Linked DNA regions of Homo sapiens: region 2 is linked to region 1. A link is a contact called in ENCODE Hi-C or POLR2A ChIA-PET data. All regions are on one chromosome and are shown on one strand. Each heading gives the region's core, a stretch centred on a gene start or an enhancer-like site at or near the end of the contact. The rest is flanking DNA. Distances are from core to core; before and after follow the strand shown. Region 1 holds the start of ASAH2B (N-acylsphingosine amidohydrolase 2B). Region 2 overlaps SGMS1 (sphingomyelin synthase 1).

Region 1 (4,438 bases), core at 597-3,096:
ACTGAGTGAAGGCTCAGTAGCATAGCATGCAAGACTATCCATCAGCTAACCTGTGTCTCCCACTCTGGCTACCATCTCCTTACCATCACCCTCCGCATACTTACTCCATGCTACTCAACTAATTGTGGTCCATCAATGTGCCTGCCCTCTGGACCTTTGCATATATCGTTTCTTCTATATAGGATACATTCTTACTTTTTATTTGCTTAACTCTCACTTGTTGTCAAGAACTCATACAGATGTTACATCTTCCTGAACAGTCCCAGTACTCAAATACCCAGTCTGGGCTGGTGCTCTTTCTCTTTATTTTTATAACACCTTGTGCATGCCTTTCATGAAAATGTAATCATCTGTTCTCTTTTCTGTCTTCCTACTAGACCCCCGGCTTCCAGTGATCTTGAGGGAAGGGACAGATTCTTTTCATCATTATGCCCCAGAAAGTGGCTAGCACAGTATCTGTCACAATACATCTGTTGAATGAATGAAGTAATTAATAGCAATACTTGCCGGAGTATATCCCTGTGATATGGACAGGAGACAGGAAAATACTGGGTAGAAGAGAGTGGTTCCCTGGCAAAGGCCCCACCCTTAAGCCTGGAAACCTGTGGCCCTAAACAAATGTTCTTAAAGAAACTGAAAAAATGAATTTTTAATTAATTTCATTCTAACTCTAAACAGTCACATGTCGCTACCATACTGGACAGCTCAGACCTAGGTATCAACTGGACTAATGAAGTGGTTTCCTAACTTAAACTTAAATTGTAATAAAAAATTTAAAACGTTTTTATGAACTTCCAATAGGATCGCAGTATTACTTTTAGTACCTGTCACCTCTGTAAAACTCCTGAATTATAACTCATCTACACACATTTGAAAAACAGCAGTATCTGTATGTGTGAGATATGACTGGTTCTAAATGATGCCTGGAGACCCCATGGACTTACAGAGACCCTTCCAGTGATTTCTGAGGTACCTGGGAATCTGTGGCCAATAAATTGGTAATCACTGAATTAGTGAGTTTTTTAAGAATATCAGGCTGCATAAAATCTGACAGCTTGATTGAAAAAAAGCGGGAAAGGGTGCCATTTCATTCAATTAAGGTCCTGTATTAATTCCGTTTAATAAATGTTTGGTCTATCTATGATGTGCTAGCCACTGTGCCAGTGAATGGATATAGCTATGATCTGACTTGCAGAGGAAATCCAAACTAGTACCTTCCGTGCAATAAGGGATACACTGCAAGGCTGCACAGGGTGCTACTGGAGCACAGAAGTGAGTCAGAGGCTTCCCACAGACACACAACACGAGCGGAAACAGAAAGTCTTTATATATCACCATAACGTCAAGGAACACCGGCTGGGAGTTAGGAGAGCTGGGCACTAGGAACGCTTTGAAACTGAATAGCTGTGGGATTTCCGAGGTTATGTTGCTTCTCTACTATATTTTAGTTCCGAAGCTGTACTAATGTTTCTCTTTCTTTTGCTCTTGGTGGGAAAAGCACAATTTGGGGTCAACAGATTCGGCTCAGGTCCGAGTCGCCTGCTGGGACCACGTCGCCAGGAAACGACGTCTCCCGGACACCTTCCCTCCCCGTCAGGCTCTCTGCAGGGATTCACCCCGTTCCCTCTCCCAACGACTCCCGGGCACGCCTCCGTTAAAGGTGAAATATGCTGCTCCTGGGGAGCAAAGATAACCCGGAGGACCAGGGAAGGACCTTCCCACGCGCACGACTCGCGATCTTCCCAGTGCCCCAGAGCCAGGGACCCCACTGCCGCCTACCCCAGCCGCAGCACCGAACCTGTTCACAATTGCGACTCCTCAGGTCCGCTTCCACACCGCCGGAAACGGAAATTCACCGTCGCGCCGACTCGCGGGGAGGGAAACAAAAAGGCAGAAAAAAGAGACCGGCGCCTGGACGACTTCCAGGGGAGAGCTGGAAGACTAGTCAACAGCTGTGTGCGGGCGCCGGCGCCGTCTGCGCAGTGCGTTCCACCGGGTCCGCATCCCTCCCGATTCCGCCCCACCCTGCCCTCGGAATCCGCTGCCTCAACTCCCGCGGTGGGACTCCGGAGCAGCGTACACCGCCCTCGCCTTAGTCCTCCGCGAAGGCCAGGGCAGCTGTGCGGCCTGCCGCGGATTAGTTGGTGCGGTGCAAAAGCCAGAAGGAGACACATTTGGTCCTGGCCACCCCGGAGTCACCGTGCCCGGGACAAATGGACTATGGCTCGACTGGGAGTCGACTTCCTTCTCTTTAAAGATGACAGATGAGGGAGATCTCAGGTTCTGGGGGTGCCCTAAAGCCCTCTTTTGGCAGGAAGCGGTGGCTCATGCCTGTAATCCCAGCCCTTTGGGAGGCTGAGGCGGGAGGATCGCTTGAGCCCAGGAGTTCAAGACCAGCCTGGGCAACTTAGGGAGATACCCCCGCCCACCGTCTCGCAGGAAAAAAAAGAAAGGAAGAAAATTAGCCAGGCACGGTGGCTCACGCCTGTAATCCCAGTATTTTGGGAGTCCAAGGCAGGAGGATTGCTTGAGCCCAGCAGTTCAAGACCAGCCTGGGCAACACAGGGAGGCTACCTCTCTCTCAATCAATCAATCAATCAATCAATGCCAGCGTCGTGGCGGGCGCCTGTGGTCCCTGTGGTCCCAGCTACTCTGGAGGCTGAGGCGGAACGATCGCTTGAGCCTTGGAGGCGGAGGTTGCAGTGAGCTGAGATCGAGCCACTGCACTCCAGCCTGGGCGACAGAGCAAGACACTGTCTCAAAGAAAAATAAATAAATAAAATAAGGCCCTCTTTTTCCAGGACCAACAGACTCTGATGGCAGGGACAAACTGACCCAGCCTAAACTGCCTCGCCTTCCCTGCTCCCGGGAAAGGGGCTTTCCCTGAGGGAAGGTAGCATCTTGCCATTTTCTTCCTGCACAGCTTTGCCTTCCCAGGGATCGGCCCATTGCCACCTGAGGAAATGCCTTGGAGTCCATCTAACCCACAGCCCAGGTACTTGGGACGCCTACAGAGCCTACATTGTCAGAGGATGCATCTTCTTCTAGTCTTGGAGGGGTTCCTTTCAATAAGATCCCACCAGTGCACTCAAGGCTCAATTCTACACCAAAAAACTAGGCCCACTCCTGTCACCGAGACCCCCAGGCTTCAGGTCCTGTCACAGTGACCTTGTTTTCGCCCCCAGCAGCCCCCAGGTATTCACTCTGCATAGGCTATATACTGGGTGCTAAACAAGAGAGGCTACCCACGTGGTGCATGCTTCCCTTATCTGTGAAGAGCTTAGGATGTTGTAACTTCTTCACACTATGCCTCTTACTTCATGGAGATGTCAGTATCCGGGTAGATAATCCTTCCAACATCCTTTTGATCTCATGAAGCCCACTCCTGTCCTCTGCCCTACCTCAGCTTCCCCCTCCCTCCATGATCAGACCTTAGACCTTGTCAGGTCCAAGGACTGCAAACCCCACAGTAGCCCACTCTGACCACCACCTCCTAGCTATCCAGGTTACTCCCTATACTGCCCTGAAACAAAATTCTTGCAACCTTACCAGTACCTCCAATCCAGATCTTACTACCTTTTCACTGTTTCTTCCTTCCTTTATGACTTTTCCCTCTCTAGTGAGCGAGCTTAAACTCCATGGCCAACCATTCTCATTGGTCCCTTGCACACCTCCTCAACTCACCCACCTCCCTGTCACCTCCTATCTGCTTAGTAAGATGGGAGCCCTGGATAAACTCAGCTCTCCATCTATTCCATGCCACAACGATGCAACTAAACATGGCTGGAAGAAAACAGGACCATGCCAGCAGTCCTCACTTTAATCATTCTTTTTCCGGTCTATTCAATCTCCCATTGTTCCAAATGAGTATTTCGCACTTCTTCCTCTCTGTTCAGTCCTTCCTACTGCCTCCCCCTTCCTTGCCTCCTGAAAAAAGAAGGGAAAAAAGACCTTTTGAAAAAAGAAGGGATAGGTGTCCACAACTCAGTGTGAAGTGTTTAAAAAAGAGCCACACAAGCACGAAGAAAGCCAGAAGTGAGTAACCTGCAGAAAAGTAGGTAAAGGTTCTGATCTGGATCCAGATGAGAAATGGAATAGCAAGTTAAAATCAGGAAATATTTTGAAGAAGATAAATGTTCCTGGATATCTTTGAATACTTGGTAAATTATTAAGTTCTTATATATAATAAAGCAAGATTGTAGGTTTGTCTTTTTATTCAGGTATTTGAGGAAAATGTGTCTCCAAGGACTATTGAAATCTGAGACATATGTTGTGGGTACATTAAGGAGAAAGTATAGTAGTGTTTAAGAATTTAAAAATATATTTAGGTCTCATCTTGTAAGTCAGCCCTTCTCCTTACATTAACTATATGACTCCTTCATAGTGGATTATTATTCCATCCAAAATTTCCTATTTCAAAAGCCACATTTGGTTCATG
Region 2 (4,438 bases), core at 648-3,147, 200 kb after region 1:
CAAGGTCTCCAACGCTGGTTGGTCCTGTTGCCTTGTGGAGTTTCTAATTGAATGTATCTGAAGCACTTCAATCAGAGCTGAATCTTGGTCTTCCATGCTGTCATCCCCTGTATTCTTTCCCAAACCAAGTTTCTGTTGATTCTGCCTCCAAAAAGTATCTCAAATCCACCCTCCTGGTCCAGTCACCTGGGTGACTGCAGTTGCTATTCATACTCACTGTGACTCTTTTCCACCCTCTTTATGAAATGGAAATCTGGTAATTCACCTCCTTCCCCTAAAAGCCAAAACAAAAAACAAACAAACCTGCAGGACTCAACTTTTCCATGACTTCCCATGATCTTAAGTTGAAATCATAATTTCATAACCTTAGTGACTCGCATGACCTGGCAGTTGCCCACTAATCCCCAGCCCTCCGTGTTCCCCCTCTTCAATCCAGTCATGGTGGCTTAGTTTTGGTTTCTCTGAGATAGCATTCACTTCCACTTTCCTCTCTCTTTTTTCAAATTGTTGACTTTAATTATTTCTTTAGTTCCCCCTTAAATCTCATTTTGTCAGAGAAAGCCTTAGGTTAGAAACCACCTTATTGCATGACATTGACCCCCTTGATAGCAGTCTGTTGGTATATGTCTAGTGGCTGGCATATAGTGGATGCTTATTCATATTTGTTGAGTGAAAGAATGAGAGTAGTGGTAATTGTGAGTATTTTAAGTGCTGCTAAATACTCTGAGAGTTGGCATATCTAGCATGAGGTGTGGCACAGATGCCACCATTTTTTTTTACCTGCCAGACGAGCCAGTCTATTTATTACTAATTTATCACCACATCCTTCCCCTGGGCTGGCTTTCTTAGTACTCTACTGGTCTGTGTGAATTGGCATGTGGCATGAAACCTATTTGACATTTCTAATCTAGCAGAAAATGTCATCACCTTCTGGATGTTTAGGTCCTTGTATTGACCTTTAAACATGTTGCATAAACTTTTCATGCCTTAATTTTCATGCCAGTCTAATACAGGTCATCAGATTGTAAGATAAGATAATTCTTTCATGAAGATTAAGTAAGAAATACTGAAAAATTAGTAGAGCATATTCAAATATAAGGTTGTATAATTACATTCAGTATGCTTTGACATAAATAATCATTTTCTGTTTAGCCACTCTCTTATGCAGACTAAAATGTAAATTTTATATACACATAAATTAAACTTTCAGTTGCATAGGCTTATCATGTCTATATATGAGCCTTACAGCAGGGACTCTAATTTTCTTTCATAATTAAGTTGATTTCTTGTTTCCATTGGACTTTTACTTAATGTTTATTTTGCTAGTGAAAGATCCATTTCAAGGAGATAGAATATAAAACATCAAGAAGAAGATGCTCATTTTAAATTCAGTTTACTATCATTCTGTGGCAGTGTTTCACAAAGCATACCCATGGATCACCTGTATCAGAAACATGTGGGGATGGTTAATTTGCAGGTTCATGCCCCCACAACTTACTGAATCAGAATTTGAGAGGCCCAGAAAACTGCATTTTAAAGTGATCACTTTGTACTTTAAATAAGCTCCATAAGTTTGAGAATCAGGTCCCATATAATACTTAGTGTATACTGTGTCATTAATAAATTTCGAACAGGATCCATAAAAGATGGCTCATTCACCGACCTTTTCAGTCTCACCTGAGCATATAGATGTTATCAGAAAACATATCAATGCCAACACTATACAATAAAAGGTGATGATATTGATTGTGACTAAGGTTGAAAACAGTCTATGACCTTATTCAACTGGAGCACAGAGGATCAACAAGGGGCATTGTTCCTAGATGGCTAAAACACACTGGCCTTCCGGGAACAATGGCCCTTTGACCACAGCTGACACAGGCGGGAAGGAACTAGACAGGGGTCAGATCTCCTCAGTCCAGCAGTGAATGGGTGGGGCCTATGGTTGAGTCCTCTGGAGAAGCCCGGCAGGGGAAGGCCAGCAGTGCCCTTCATGCTCACCAGGGCTGTCACTGTTCTGCCCTCCCTGGATGCCCACATGGCAAGAACGCTTGCCCTGAGCAGGAGGACAGGAACAATACCTGTGTTTTAAAAGTTGGCATTGCCAAGTGTGTAGGATGTGCTGCTCACCGAGTTCGGTGGTTTCCTTGTATTAGTTCATGTAATCAGCTTAAGTAGGGGAAATCCAGGGTGTTGATGAGAAGGCATTTCATGGCAGACTTTAACCCTGGACTGGATTCTGGGGAAGGTTACAAGTCTCCATCTCCTGTTCTTATCAAAACTTGCTCTACTCTTTTGGATCGCCTTTGACCACTTAATGATACTTACAGCTTTTATCTCACAGTTCCACCTCCAGATCAGTATTGTTTTCTGTCATTTCCTGAATGTGAATTCCATCCCACTAAGTAGACACAGAAGTTGTCAGTGGGGAATGGTGTCATCCCTCTCCTCTGGTGTTTTGAAATGTGTGGGAACATTTTCAGTGGTCATGATGATGAGGGGTGTGTATATCAGGATTTAATGTCCTGAGGGTGTGGGATGCTAAATACCTTTCAGTAGTTGGGAGTGGGAGGGTCCCACTTAATGAAGGATTGTCCTGTCCAGAATGCTGAAGGCACCCCTGATAAGCTATCTCTTTTTTTTTTTTTTTTTTTTGAGATGGAGTCTCACTCAGTAGCCCAGGCTGTAGTACAGTGGCATGATCTTGGCTCACTGCAAGCTCCGCCTCCCGGGTTCATGCCATTGTCCTGCCTCAGCCTCCTGAGTAGCTGGGACTACAGGCACCCACCACCACGCCCGGCTAATTTTTTTGTATTTTTAGTAGAGACGGGGTTTCACCATGTTAGCCATGATGGTCTCGATCTCCTGAGCTCATGATCTGCCTGCCTCGGCCTCCCAAAGTGCTGGGATTACAGGTGTGAGCCCACCCACCCACCCCTGATAAGCTCTTTGGTTTTATCTGCATCTTATCCAGCACCTTATTATTATTTGTTTAATCTCTGTATTTCCAGAGCAGGATCTCACTCTGTTGCCCAGGCTGGAGTGCCGTGGCATAATCATAGCTCACTGTAACTTTGAATAGCTGGGCTCAAGCAAGCCTCCTGCCCCAGCCTCCTGAGTAGCAGTGCCTTCTTGAGAACTGACCAAACATTTAATATGTAATGGGATTCATATGGCTTAATAGATGCAGTTTGAGCTTAGTTACTTGTAGGGTAAATAAGCAAATGGTTGAAGCCATCTTCTTGGATGGCTTTTGTGCTCTCACAGTGAAGGTGTCACTCTTCTTGAATTCTGCTTTGTAACCTCATTCTTCCTGACGGTACAATGTAGACAAGCTCTATGACCTAGGGAATAATCCTAAGCAGCTACTGTTCCACTCAGGCAACATTCCTATTTCAAAAACTACCAGCATGTAGTCCCACTGAAACCTTGGTTTCACAAAAAGAAACAGGATGGGGAACATCACACACCGGGGCCTGTTGTGGAATGGGGGCGGGCAGGGGGTGGCGGGGAGGGATAGCATTAAGAGATATACCTAATGTAAATGACGAGTTAATGGGTGCAGCACACCAACATGGCACATGTATACATATGTAACAAACCTGCACGTTGTGCACATGTACCCTAGAACTTAAAGTATAATAAAATATATATATATCTATATATATATATAAAGAAAAAAAAGAAAAGAAACAGGATGATGCTAAGTAAATTAAGTGTTAGCATCATGAAATGGGGTAGAGGGCTGAGTACCCCAACATTTTATCTCTGACACCATCCCAGGTGAGTAGTCTTAGCAGTAGGAGGGTTTGAGATTTGGAGGTACAGGCTCCATACTCCAAACTTTCTGGAGAAAAGGTTACTTTGTCCGTTGATCAGAAAGCTACTGTGTGGAAAAAACAAAGGTTTGAACTAAGGATCAAACAAGATCAGTAGAGGGTCCTGGGATATGCATTGATATGTATCAGTCATTCAGTTAGACATGTTAGAGATGCAGACTGGGAAAATTCAGCCAAAGGAGCTTGAGAGAAATGCAAATGCTAAGATGACTCAGTGGGCTGTTTTCCCTGGAAGGCCTGGGGACCAAACAAGAAGCAATGTGTCAACCCTTTGTCTCTCTGTTACTCTACTTCTAAGAGTAACTTCTAAGGAAATGATTAGTGATGTATTCAGAGATTTCACTCTGAGGATGCCTAAATGCTGAACATTGGAAGCAACCCAGATGATGTCCAAAAGGGGATTGAATAAATATAATTCACCTATATGATAGACTATTGCATAATCTTGACAATGATTATAGCATGTTTTTAATGATGACAATGATTATAGCATGTTTTTCATATTTTTCATGTATGAAGAAAAGTATGACATGGGACAAAATGTATGAAAAACATGCTATAATAAACAGATTAAGATTTCAATAAGGAAACTTTGTAAA

The links. Hi-C counts contacts between places; a loop is a spot of excess contacts on that map. ChIA-PET counts read pairs that join two places held with the same protein, here RNA polymerase II (POLR2A). Pooled maps may share reads with other maps.
Region 2: a pooled map shows a loop between it and region 1 (4-fold over the local background). The contact joins the enhancer-like site here to the promoter of ASAH2B in region 1. A Hi-C loop is called at or near these places in 6 of 37 single-sample maps with no recorded cell type and 10 of 50 pooled maps. POLR2A ChIA-PET finds 5 or more read pairs at or near these places in 2 of 52 experiments (activated T-cell and naive thymus-derived CD8-positive, alpha-beta T cell).

Annotation. Positions count from the first base shown.
Region 1 is chr10:50,737,344-50,741,781 of GRCh38, reverse strand. It overlaps ASAH2B (N-acylsphingosine amidohydrolase 2B), which reads right to left and starts at 1,846. Exons shown (of 6, transcript NM_001321958.2): 1 at 1,799-1,846.
Region 2 is chr10:50,536,675-50,541,112 of GRCh38, reverse strand. The region is part of intron 2 of SGMS1 (sphingomyelin synthase 1); the gene reads left to right. Among named protein-coding and RNA genes, the nearest start is that of SGMS1, 85 kb to the left of the region's middle. RefSeq lists an enhancer at 2,068-2,277 and a silencer at 2,270-2,564. Within about 2 kb of position 1,897, at least 5 of the 41 ENCODE cell types and tissues checked have a DNase peak (open chromatin) inside an H3K27ac peak, as active enhancers do.